2 separate regions of the Mus musculus genome follow, and region 1 is linked to region 2. Evidence: chromatin contacts called from ENCODE POLR2A ChIA-PET data. All regions are on one chromosome and are shown on one strand. Each heading gives the region's core, a stretch centred on a gene start or an enhancer-like site at or near the end of the contact. The rest is flanking DNA. Distances are from core to core; before and after follow the strand shown.

Region 1 (5,993 bases), core at 2,916-5,415, 130 kb after region 2:
GCCGCAAATGGATGGATCTGGAGGATATCATCCTAAGTGGGGTAACCCAATCACAAAAGAAGTCACTTGATATGCACTCACTGATAAGTGGGTATTAGCCCAGAAACCTAGAATACCCAAGATACAATTTGCAAAACACAAGAAAGTCAAGAAGAAGGAAGACTAACGCGTGGATACTTCATTCCTCCTTGGAATAGGGAACAAAACACTCATGGAAGGAGTTACAGAAACAAAGTTTGGAGCTAAGACGAGAGAAAGCATCCAGAAACTGCCCCACCCGGGAGTCCACCCCATAATCAGCCACCAAACGCAGACACTATTGCATATGCCAGGAAGATTATGCTGAAAGGACCCTGATATAGCTGTCTCTTGTGAGGCTATCCTACTGCCTGGCAAATACAGAAGTGGATGCTCACAGTCATCTATAAGATGGAACACAGGGCCCCCAATGGAGAAGCTAGAGAAAGCACCCAAGGAGCTGAAGAGGTCTGCAACCCTATAGGTGGAACAACAATATGAACTAACCAGTACCCCCAGAGCTCATATCTCTAGCTGCATATGTAGCAGAAGATGGCCTAGTTGGCCATCACTGGGAAGAGAGGCCTCTTCGTCTTGCGAACTTTATATGCCCCAGTACAGGGAAATGCCAGGGCCAAGAAGTGGGAGTGGGGGTGTAGGGGAGCAGGAAGGGAAGGTGGGGTATAGGGGACTTTTGGGATAGCATTTGAAATGTAAATGAAGAAAATATCTAATAAAAAATTAAAAAAAAAAAGAATGGTTGCCAAGATGTTTAGCCCAGAGCAGTTCAGCTTTTAACTTTCCTAATGCTGTGACTCTTTAATACAGTCCCTCATGCTGTGGTGACCCCCAACCATCAAATAATTTTGTTGTTATTTCATAGCTGTAATTTTCCCACTGTTCTGTATCATAATGTAAATATCTGATATGCAGGATATCTGTTCTGTCTGTCTGTCCAGGGTTAGAATCACAGTGTGTACCCAGCTATAGATGCTGGGGATTTGAACTCAAATTCTCATGCTTGCACAGAAAACACTTTGCTCACTAAACAATTTCCTCAGTCCTTACTGTGGTTTAAAACACAAACACACAACAAACACAAACCCAACTCTCTATAAAAGCTTAGCTTCATAATAAGCAGTGTGGAGGGGAATGAAAAGGGAGAAAGGAAAAGAAGAACGAGGCTGTGTGAGGAAGTCCAGGAAGAAACCAGGAGTAAAGAGGCAGCTTGGTGGTTCTCAGTGTACAGTGCTCTTACAGGGGACCAGAGTTTGGTTTCCAGGACCCATGTCAGACAGCTCACAACTGCCTGCAACTCCAGCTCAAGGGGAGCCAGGACCCTCTCCCAGCCTCCACAGGTAGCCATGCTCCCATGTACATACCCACACAGATACATAATGTATACAGAATTAAAAATAAAACATAAATAGTTTTTATAGGGACACTCCATTCTTTGGCTAGCTCCAATGAGGTGGTGAGGTAAAGAGCAGACAGAAAGCTGTATACAGAAATAAAGGCAGCGGCTTCTTGCACTGCCTCTCCTACACAATGTAACTTATCTTAGAAGGCAGAGCATGCTCACCGTACCATTTTCTCCCACTGTCTCCTCTGGAGGGCTCCTTGGGACATCGTCTCCCAGTGCAGTCTTTTGGGGGGATTCTTCTGAGGCGTGTCTCAGGCGCTCAGGGTCTGCTCTCTTGAACTGCTTCATCCGTTGCAGAACCAGCTCTGAGACTCTGGGTTTGGAGGGACTTGGTACACCAGTTGTCGTGAAACAGGAAGGAAGAGGCTGGGAGTTGCCATTGGGAGCACTCTCTGACAAGGAAGAAAATATTCACAGGTTTTGTTGTATAGCTTAGACTCAAATTTCCAAAAGTTCTTTACTAGTCATGGACCTGTTCATCCACTCACTGCAGCTATGCAAACACACAACGGCAGAAGGCACTGGATGCAGTGCCTGCTGCTGAGCTTGGGGTTCTGCAGGGGGTGACGAATATGCTCTCGAGTTATGTAGTGGTGGTGATGGATTCATAATGCTGAATGTACTAAACACACTCAACTGTATACTTTAAAATTATGTAATGAGCAATATCTCAATAATGTTATTAATAAAGAAATACTAATGACAAGTGTTTATCTCTTCCTAGACCCATGTTTTAACCTGAGATACACCTACAGCCTTCAGTGGAGATCTAGGAGCCCAGGAAGCTACAGGCTAACTGTGCAGGTTTGCATGTGCAAATCACTGAGGCCTTTCACCGGCTGCAGAGAGAGAGACTGAATGGCCAGCATGCCTGGGCAGGGCTGTAGAGTCCTTCAGCAGTCTCCAGGAGGTCAGACTTTAAGACCATCGATGAAAGACTCTGCACCCACACTAGAAATGTTTTTTACAGTAAGGAAGAGAAAGTGAGGAAACAGAAAGCAGGAGCCGGCAGAGCCCATCTTACATGTAAGTCTGGTTTTCAGTTCTGTGTGAAGGGTTAGATGAAGCATATAGATAGCTGAGGAAGCTGTCAGCCCATCCTCTGAGAGCCTCCTCAGTCTGAGCAAACTGGCTGGACCATTCCAATGTACCTACCTTAAAATCAATTCACACATATACTAAAGGTGCCATTATTTCTATGCTGACATGACTACTGTCAACTACATAAACAGTGACAAAAAGCTCATGGAGCACAAAGCTCTAAACACACTCATGGGAGCACACAGAGGACTGGGCAAACTGCTTGTAGGGCTAGGCTTATTTCTGTAAATTAAGTTTCATCAGCACACGGCGGCCCCCATTCACCTCCACATCGTCCTGGGCTGCTTCCTCACCACAGCTGCCATTAGGAAGAGTTGACCCTTTGTATCGAGGGGGGATCAGTTCTCGGTGCCCCTGAAAATTACTACCTATCTACATTTAACTTGTGCATACCTAGTGTACTTTAATTCACCTATATATTAATGTGATATCCAATATAAAGCAAAAGCTATATAAATAGTTGCTACAAGGTGTTGTTAGGGAATGAAAACGAGAAAAAAAGTCTGGACATATTAAGTACAAATTATTTCTTTTATCAAATGTTTACCTTCGGACAGAGTTGGAATCGCATAGATAAAGAGAGTCAATTGTTGTTGCAACATAAACATGTGAACTGTAACAACAACAAAATATTTGCTGTCTGGCCTTTTTGTTTTTGAGATAGGATCTCTCTCTGCATAGCCATGGCTATCCCACACTCAGTATGTAGACACTAAGCTGACACAAACTCCCAGAGATTCCCCTCCTTCTGCCTCCCAAGTGCTAGGACTAGATGTGTGCACCACCACACCCAGCTATCTGCTTTCATAGTAGATTTTCTGAGCCCTGGTTAACAACAGCATTGATCAGTTTGGTTCCTTTCTGGAACCAAATCTGGCAGTGAGTCCTGCCTGGTTACCTGTCTGAATGCTCTGTGCTCTCTCACACAACACTGGCTGATCTGGGGTAGGAGCAAGAACGTCTCCCTTCCCATTCGCAGGGAGAGCTGGGCCCCCTTCTTGAGACTTGGGTGCCCCTTGCTTTGTAGTCCTAGGGGTCTGGCTGCCTAATCGAGGTTTCTTCTCTGAAGGGCCTTGAAGAGCTTTGCTCCTGGCGGCAACTTGGCGGCCTTCTTTCCGTTTGCCTCGGTTCTGAGTGTGGCCAGAGGCCTTCTGCCTCGTCCTCTCTCCTGATGCTTCTTTGGTCCCATTTCTTTTCACCCTTTGGAAAAAGCTGGCACAGAGTTCTTTGAAATCGTCATCTGACTCCTCCATCACTTGACCTGTTTTAAGGTTTCCGGTTTGTCTTTAGGGGAGTGAGGACCGACCTGGAACCATGTCCACAGATGAGGAACTCGTGTGTGAGCCCACTCAGGCCTTCCCACGCCTCTGACCTCACTGCAGCTCAGCAACTCTTCTCTCTGATTTACTCGGAGACTTTGTACTGACCTCCTCTCCATGTGACTTTTATATCTTCCTTCAATTTGGACCCGTAGCTAAATAAGTTGTTTAAAAACTTCACAAGTGAGAGAGCATTTTGTTGTCCAACAGCTGCCTCTGAGATAGAACACATGTGAACTCTGTGATCAGGTGATTCTCCAAGATCTCCACAGTGATAAAGGGCGTAGGTTCATCTAATTTTATATCTGTGGAAAACCAAAAGCATCTAAGTATAATTAGACAGCTACTGCCATTTTATGTCATTTTTTCCCACGGTGTACAAGAGGATGTCAGGTATGAGGAAAGTCTCCAAATACAGTCTGGTTACAAGTACACTTGTTCCACAGGATGTCCCAGTGCAGAGCACATCACACACAAGACATATCACACACCACATAAGCACGCACACACGTGGTTTTTACTGAAATTGGAGAAAAATATGAAGAGCAGCTGCCACACAGATATATGCTCCCCAAATACAGGGAGCTTATCTCGAGTGGCCTCAGGACTCCAGCTGTCACCTGATCAGCTTATGGGACAGTCAGCAGATGCTGCAAAATGATTGAAATAAGGAGAAAAAGGATATATATATCCTTGTACATTCAGGAGACAGAAAGGCCACCTTTTTTCTATTCTGAGTCCATAAGAGCTCTCTAAGCTGCCTGCAGAGAAAGGCTGGCTCTTACAGGCATGAATGTTTATTAGGGCAAACAGTATATTCTAGTTCAAAATCAAAACTGAATAATCTGGGTCTGGGGAAACAGCTTGGTGAGTAAGGGTAAGTGTGCTTACTGAAAAGGACAGGAACCTGAGTTTAGATAGCCAGCACCCATGTTTAAAAAAAAAACAAAACCAGGTGTGGAGGCACTATTGTAGCCCCAGTGCTGAGGATGGGAGGGGAGATAGAGACAGGAGTATTGTTGAACCTTGAAGGTTGGCCAGACTACTTGAAAATTTGCAAGCTCCTGAGAGACCCTGTCTCAAGAAAGCCAACAGTGATAAAATAGTATACCCAACATTCTCATCTGGCTAACAGATGAGAATACACACACACACACACTCTCACACCTCCCTATATAACCCAATGACAGAAATCTATTCATTCCAAATACATAGTGCAATAATCTTATAGACGTCTCCCCTACTCCTTCACATGGGCTCTTTCCCCCACCTCACTCCATGTTGTCACACATGGTTGCCACAGTGACACCTGTCACAGCTTATAATCATTTGCAGGGCATAACATTCATTGAAAGCTTATATGCCCAATGCTATGCTAATTGCTTTTCAAATCTTTAGCCCATTTAATCCTTACAGCAATACTATATAATACAATCTACTGTCAGCTTTTCCTTATGGTGAGGAATCAGCCACAAGCAGTGTAAGGAACCGTTCTGAAGTAGCAGGGCAGTGTGGCTCCAGGGTATCAGAGCCTATGTTTCTACTCACTCAATTATCTGTTAGTGAAGTTCAGCATATCAGTTAGATAGACATTTATTTACCTTGTATTTTCTTTGGGCTATCTGGTACCCAACTTATAACAAATGCTAGGCAACGATCTGTTGAATTCATAAACTGCAAAGAGTTTGATACAGGGGGAAGACAGTGAAGAGAAATGGTAGCAAGGAGAGGCCTGCAGTGACAGAGAGGTCAATTCAGTTCTCAGGGACCTGGAACGTTAGGCAAAAACAAACTGAATTTGATTGTGCTAGATGTGCAAATCTCTACGACACATTAGCGTTGAGTCCCCACATCTCTCCTGACAATCAAGTCATAAGTCTGTCCTCTCTGGGAGGTGCTCCACCAATATCTGCTGAACGACATAACGGATTCCACCAGGCTGCCAGCTTCCAGGTAGGGGAATCCTGCCTCCTCAGCATCCTACCTGCCTACCAGCTCCTAGCAGGAATTAAGGGAATGAATGGATTCGGGCAGGGTGGACCCTCCCGCCTACCCTTACGGGTGACCCACGGAAAAGGACTGGGCCTGCCTTGGGAAACGTCCTGACGGCCCTAAAACCAGACAGAAGGTTC
Region 2 (6,137 bases), core at 909-3,408:
CATACACGCACACATATATATACACATACATACACATACACACACATATATAATATACATACATACATACATACACACATACATACATACATACATACACACATATATTCAAGAAGATAGAGGATAACATGAACATGGCAGAAGTGGAAAATATAAGTCATGAATTTTGAAAAATAGTTTAGATGTCTATGCAGGCATAGGGATACTGCATATGGTTACTCTTACGTTAGAAAGGCAAAATACCCCCTTAAGAGAAAATCTGTTTCTAATCTTTAGCAAATGACAAGTCTCTATGTTAATGAAGTTTTCTGAGTAAAATTAATTTGACTCCAACAATTATTTAAGGAAATTACAAGGTACTGGCACATATATGAAACCATGGTCACTATTGTTGACTGAATTTCTTTTAAGAAATCATTTCAGGGCTAGGAAGATGGCTCAGCATATAAAATGTTTACAGTGTAAGCTAAGAACAGGAATTTGGATCCCCAACACCCAGAAAAAGCCAGGTAGATGTTGTGGCCCACCTTGTTATCCTGGCACTCAGGATATGGAGACAGGGGATCCCAAGGCAAGCTAGCTAACTAGACTTCAGTAAGTAGAGTGGAGAACAAATGAGAAAGTCACCTGACATCACCACTGGCCTGCACACTAATGCATGTGCACTGGCCCTCATGCTCACACAAGGGAAAACATTATCTGACTCTGACACTTGTTCTCTCCTACAAGTTCTTGCTATAGCTATAGAAATCCACATATACATGTGATTTTGATAGATAGATAGATAGATAGATACGTATACATAATACACAATATGTGTGTGTGTGTGTGTGTCACAGATAGGTCTCAATCCACCACCAGTGTGGACAAGGCATACAATGTTCATCCTAGAACTGATGAAAGTTCCATAATGCAGGAGAAACAACTGTCTTACCTATCGAGTCCAAATTCTCAAAACTCTTCAATGGGGCTTCTCTGCTGAGGGTCTTCTGAGCAGGGTGCAGACTCACACATTCCTCTTGAGAAAAATACACATCCAGATCTTCAAATAGCAGTGGTCTCTGAAACAGAAGCACTGTTGTTAGTATAAAAAGCTAGCAGGTCAGTTGAGTGTCCTGGAAGGCTGAAAAGAGCTAAACCCCTCCGCATTCTAAGGCGAAAAGGCTTGGTGTAAAATATTCCTCCCTGGGGGAACTCTATGGCTTGAATAGGGTGGGGGAGAGAGCATAAACATAAATTTTCAAACAGTGGTGTGAGAATCAAGAAGTACACCGTGAGAACGTAGTCTTTCCTGAAAAGATAAGTGAACAATTCTTGGGGAGAGAAATTATTTCGGATTCTCTAAGAAGGGAGGGGAAGGGGGGGGGGACGACACTGGCCAGCCCAGTAAGAATCCTGAGAAATAGTTTTTAGGAGTTTCCTAACATCATTCTTTGCTAGTTTGTGTTTCTTTTTCATCAGTGATTGCTCAGCTACACACACACACACACACATCACGACCACCACCACCTAAAGCTCTAGTTCTCTCCTAAGTTTACTGTTCCTGTAAACCCATAGAGCTTTTGGTGTAAAATTCACCTGGGTTTTAATTATCATTATTCAACAGGTGTGAAGCCCAGGAATCTGCCATTTGGAGACGCATTTCAGCAAGATAACTTTGAGAAATTGTTATAGACCCCTGCTAGGGCTCTCCTCCACCTGATGATTCTGAAATGAGGAAGTCGGTAAGCCAAGAAACGTAAGACAGCTTGGTCAAAGGGCTATCTGAGGAGGCGCCTCAGGACCTGCGCGTCTAACTGCCGCCAGGTCAGGACACCTGTAGGAAAATAGCGACACAATTCACCTGCTCATCCGATGTGGGGAGCGTGGACGCCATCTGGGGAAAGGAAGGGCTCCTTAAGTCCCCACGTTTGGACAACACTTCGAGTGGAGAGTCTCCAACTCCGCTGCCAGGCCTTTCCACTTCGCCCTCAAGCTCCTTTGAGAATCTGAGCTGACGGCTTCTTTCTCCAAAACAGCTCTGAAACAGCCACACTCACCAGCCCCGGAGTACCGACAACCTCGCCCAACCCGGCAGAAGCAGCGTGAAGCCACGCCCAGCCGAGACGCGACAAAGGAGGCGGAGGCCACCACAACACTCCCACGCTCCCATGCTCCCCACGCAGTAGCTGCAGGGAAACCGCCGGAAGCGACCCCCCCCATCCATCCTGCATCCTGATTGGCCAGCGTACTCCCGAGGCGGCGGTCCCTCCTTAATGGACCAATTGAGCAGCTTCCCGAGGACCTGAATCGCACCTGGCAACTGAGAGGCTATTCCTGAGCTTCTACAAGCAGCCGTTTCCGGTTCCTCTGGCTGGGTCTCGGTGGTGAGTGCCCCGCCTGTTGATATGTTCAGTCGGAGCAGTAGAATGGTCCCTGAGGGACACGGTGATTCCGAAAGCAGAGACCGGACCACTCTGGAGTCGATCACGGATGGCGGGAACACACAGACGCTGGGGGGGCCGGAGCTTTCGGTAGGAGGGGGTGAGGTGAATGAGAGGCCCCGAGATCCAGGCTTAGCTTGGGCCCAAGCCCAGTCTCAGATGGATTGTGGGGCTACGGTGTGTAAGAGGTTATCTTTGTGCAATCACAAATTCAGGTCAGGTTAGCCTTGTTGCTCGTGTCCGTTCCCGAAGTATTCTAGGGACATGAACCATTGTACCCGACAGGTGTAGTCCAACCAAATGATTGGGGCCCATAGCGGACATCGAGCGGGAATAGACCGCGGATTTCCTTCGCAGGATGTCTGGACCTGCCCTAGTGGCAAATGTTCTTGTAACCAACATTGAGCAGCGAATTGAAGATTCAAAATCATAAAGTCGAGCTCTTTCTAGAACTGTCACTAATTAGATGATCGTGCCAATTTTCCCCCCTTTGGTACTGAGGGTGAAACTACGGTTTCACGCATAGTAGACTTTCTACCACTGAGCTCAGACCCCTATCCTTGTTTTAAACTTTATTTTGAAATGAGGTTGACCCAAGCTAACTCTGAAATCACTGTATAGCCCCAGTAGACCTGCAATTAAGGTCTTGCCTCAGTACCCCTTAGTAGCTAGATCCAAACCCACATCTGGACACCTTTTAACTTTGCTTTCCTCAGCTGCAAAGAGCCCATAGTGCCTCTCTTTGATAATACAGAGGGCAATTTAAACTATTATAAGATGTTAAGTGAAAAGATTCGCCAGATTATGAGAAAGAGTTTGGGGGTCAACAAACAAGATTAGTACCTTGAAAATTCCAAATAAACCCCAGGTCTCTTGTCTCTTTCGTTAGAGATGGAGTCTTACTCTATGCCCTTGGCTGCTCAGAACTTGCTCTGTAGACCAGCCTGGCCTCCAACATCGAACACATCCATTTGCTTCTGCCACCCAAGTGCTGGGATTAGAGATGAGGCCACCCCACCCAGTGCCAACATAATCTGTTATGCTAATGTCAGGTTACTCAGGGATTGGCTGCATGGTTATTAAAACATTTGAGGTGAAGAGTAGTGGGATTTGACAGAATGTCAGGATAGTTTCAACTGCCAACAACAGAATCTAACGAAACAATTAAAGCAGTTGTGTTCATTCTGGGGCTCAGTGGCAGCATACAGGCCCGTGTTTCCTATTAAATATGTTGATAATGCCAATGGAACACAGCTACTGCATGCTAACTTTTTTTGTTTAATGGACCCATCCCAAGTTTTTCAAGAATAAAGATTCATTAGGGTTTGGCCTATCAATGCAAGTGCTCTGTCACTGGGAGAAGAGTCTGACACACTCTAGCCATCTAACTACAAAGTAAAAACTCTGGGTAAAGGAAAAATGCAAGTAGAAAGTCAGTAACATTCTCACAAGGACAAGCTATCCATTATTATCTAAATTGTCTGGGAATGATCACTAAAGACCCCAGGGTAAAAAACCCAAATGCTTCACTGACAGATGAAAAAATGAGAACAAACTTCCCTACAGACCTAGACCACTTCAAAATACTGAAGAAGAGTGGTATGTAATCCTACAGCAAAGGCATGTTCATCTCATCTTGATACAACTCATGATCATCTTTCTCTTGTTTTGTGCTTGCCATTTTTTTTCATAGATGTCTCATTTGAACTAAGAATCTTCTGATAGAGATGTAAGGTTCTGTACTTTGAACCCTGTTTCAGTTATTACAAAAAGATGAGCCAATTCCAGTGTCCAGAACCTAAGCCTAGAGTAACACTTTAGTATCTAACCAGAGAAGAGGTTAGCCCTGAGATGGGTGGAGTCAACATTCCCCTCACCTCTTGTAGTCGTTAACTACCAAGCCCAACAAGTGGACTAAGAAATAAACATGAAAGCTTGAGCTTTTGTGGTACCTAGCACCAAGTACATGGTAGTGATGCATGCCCTCTGCTGACTGAAGCGTTCCAGACAGAGGTGGAGATAGAAAAACTAAGAGCTCAAGGTCAGCCTCAATTCCATAGTTTGAGGACATCCTGAGCTACCATGAAATGTGTCTAAATCAAAACAAACATTACTTGTTGACACTTTTCACACCACTTCCTGATATTTGTAGCACAGTTTATTATTGTCTATTTTCTACCACCATCTTTGTCTCGTTTGTATTAACTGAATATATAAATCATTTTCTCCTTTCCCCATTATCAATTATGTTTCCTTTTTGAACTTTTTCCTGGCTACCTAATATATGCAGTTTAAATTAATCCAAATCTACTTCCTATGACACTGTATTTCCCTTGAGATGCCCAAAACATTGTAATAGCAAAACACTCTCATTCTGCTGAGCTTTTACTATAAATGGAGGAATTTTCTCTATTAATATATGATTATATTGTTTGTTAATGTATTAAGTAACACTGACATAAGCATAAACACAAGCCTATTTCTGAAACAAAAAACATTTAAATATCCTTCCATGTACATACATAAACACTTACACAGACACAAAAGCTAAAAAAGTCCATGATTTGCAAGATTTTTCCATTTTCACCTTTATCATATCCATGGCAGTAAAGCAGTAAAATCTGTGTGAATGGAAGCTCTCTCTCTCTAGCCAGGTGTCTTTTGTGAAGCTCTGATGATACTAATCAAGGAGATATAGATAGATAGATAGATAGATAGATAGATAGATAGATAGATAGATAGATAGATAGATAGATAGATAGATTTTTTGAAACAGGGTTTTTCTGTGTAGCCCTGGCTGTCTTGGAACTCACTCTGTAGACCAGGCTGGCCTCAAACTCAGAAATCCGCCTGCCTCTGCCTCCCAAATGCTGGGATTAAAGGCATGTGCCACCACTGCCCGGCCAATGTTATATTTTTATTATATATAAATTATGTATCAATATAGTATTTATATTGTATATAAATATATGATGTATAATATAGAATTAATATATATGTTTATATTAATAAGATGTTATAGAATTAAAATAACATAAGACTGGTGTGGTCTGGTGTAGTGGTTCTGGCCTTTAATCCCAGCATTCAAGAGGTAGAGACAGGCAGATATCTGTGAATTCAAGGTCAACCTGGTTTTCATACTGAGTTCCAGGCTAGTCAGTGCTGCATAGTGAAATACATCAGAAAGAGTGATAGAGACCAGTGTCATGGTATAGACCCACAATCCCTGCATTCGGAAGGTTGAAGCAACAGGATAGATAAGTTTGAGGCAAACCACACATAGCAAGAGCAAATCTCTCTCTCCCTGTCCTTCAAAATGCAGATACAGTTTTTCAATTCTAAAAGTAGTTCATGTGACCAGGGCATGGTGGCACACACCTTTAAGAGGTGCACTTGAGAGGCAGAAGCAGATGGAGCTCTGAGTGTGAGGTCAGCCTGGCCTACAAAGGACCAGGACAGCCAAGGCTATTACACAGAAATATCCTGTCTCAAAAAACAACCAAATAAACAAATAGTGTTAATTTTTAAATTGTCAATACTGAAAAGATAGAGGGCGTTTTAAAGACTCAGAAGTTAGTAGGTATACTCTTTGTTATAAGTGTCTGACTATTCTAGTGACTCTGACCATAAAGAAATAAGCAAGTATTTATATTTAGTATGTGCATCATCTCTTGTCCCATTGCCAGGCCCAGTCTCAATGTTAATAGAGAACCA

Evidence for each region. ChIA-PET counts read pairs that join two places held with the same protein, here RNA polymerase II (POLR2A).
Region 1: POLR2A ChIA-PET joins it to region 2 with 22 read pairs in embryonic stem cell. The contact joins the promoter of Slx4 here to the promoter of Zfp597 in region 2. POLR2A ChIA-PET finds 5 or more read pairs at or near these places in 3 of 5 experiments (Patski and embryonic stem cell).

What each region holds. Positions count from the first base shown.
Region 1 is chr16:3,997,513-4,003,505 of GRCm38, forward strand. Slx4 (SLX4 structure-specific endonuclease subunit homolog (S. cerevisiae)) reads right to left here and starts at 4,166. Exons shown (of 15, transcript NM_177472.5): 1 at 3,849-4,166; 2 at 1,606-1,833. The coding sequence starts at 3,858.
Region 2 is chr16:3,870,216-3,876,352 of GRCm38, forward strand. It overlaps Zfp597 (zinc finger protein 597), which reads right to left and starts at 2,159. Exons shown (of 3, transcript NM_001033159.2): 1 at 1,844-2,159; 2 at 935-1,061. The coding sequence starts at 1,876. It also overlaps a transcript of Zfp174 not described here and a transcript of Naa60 not described here.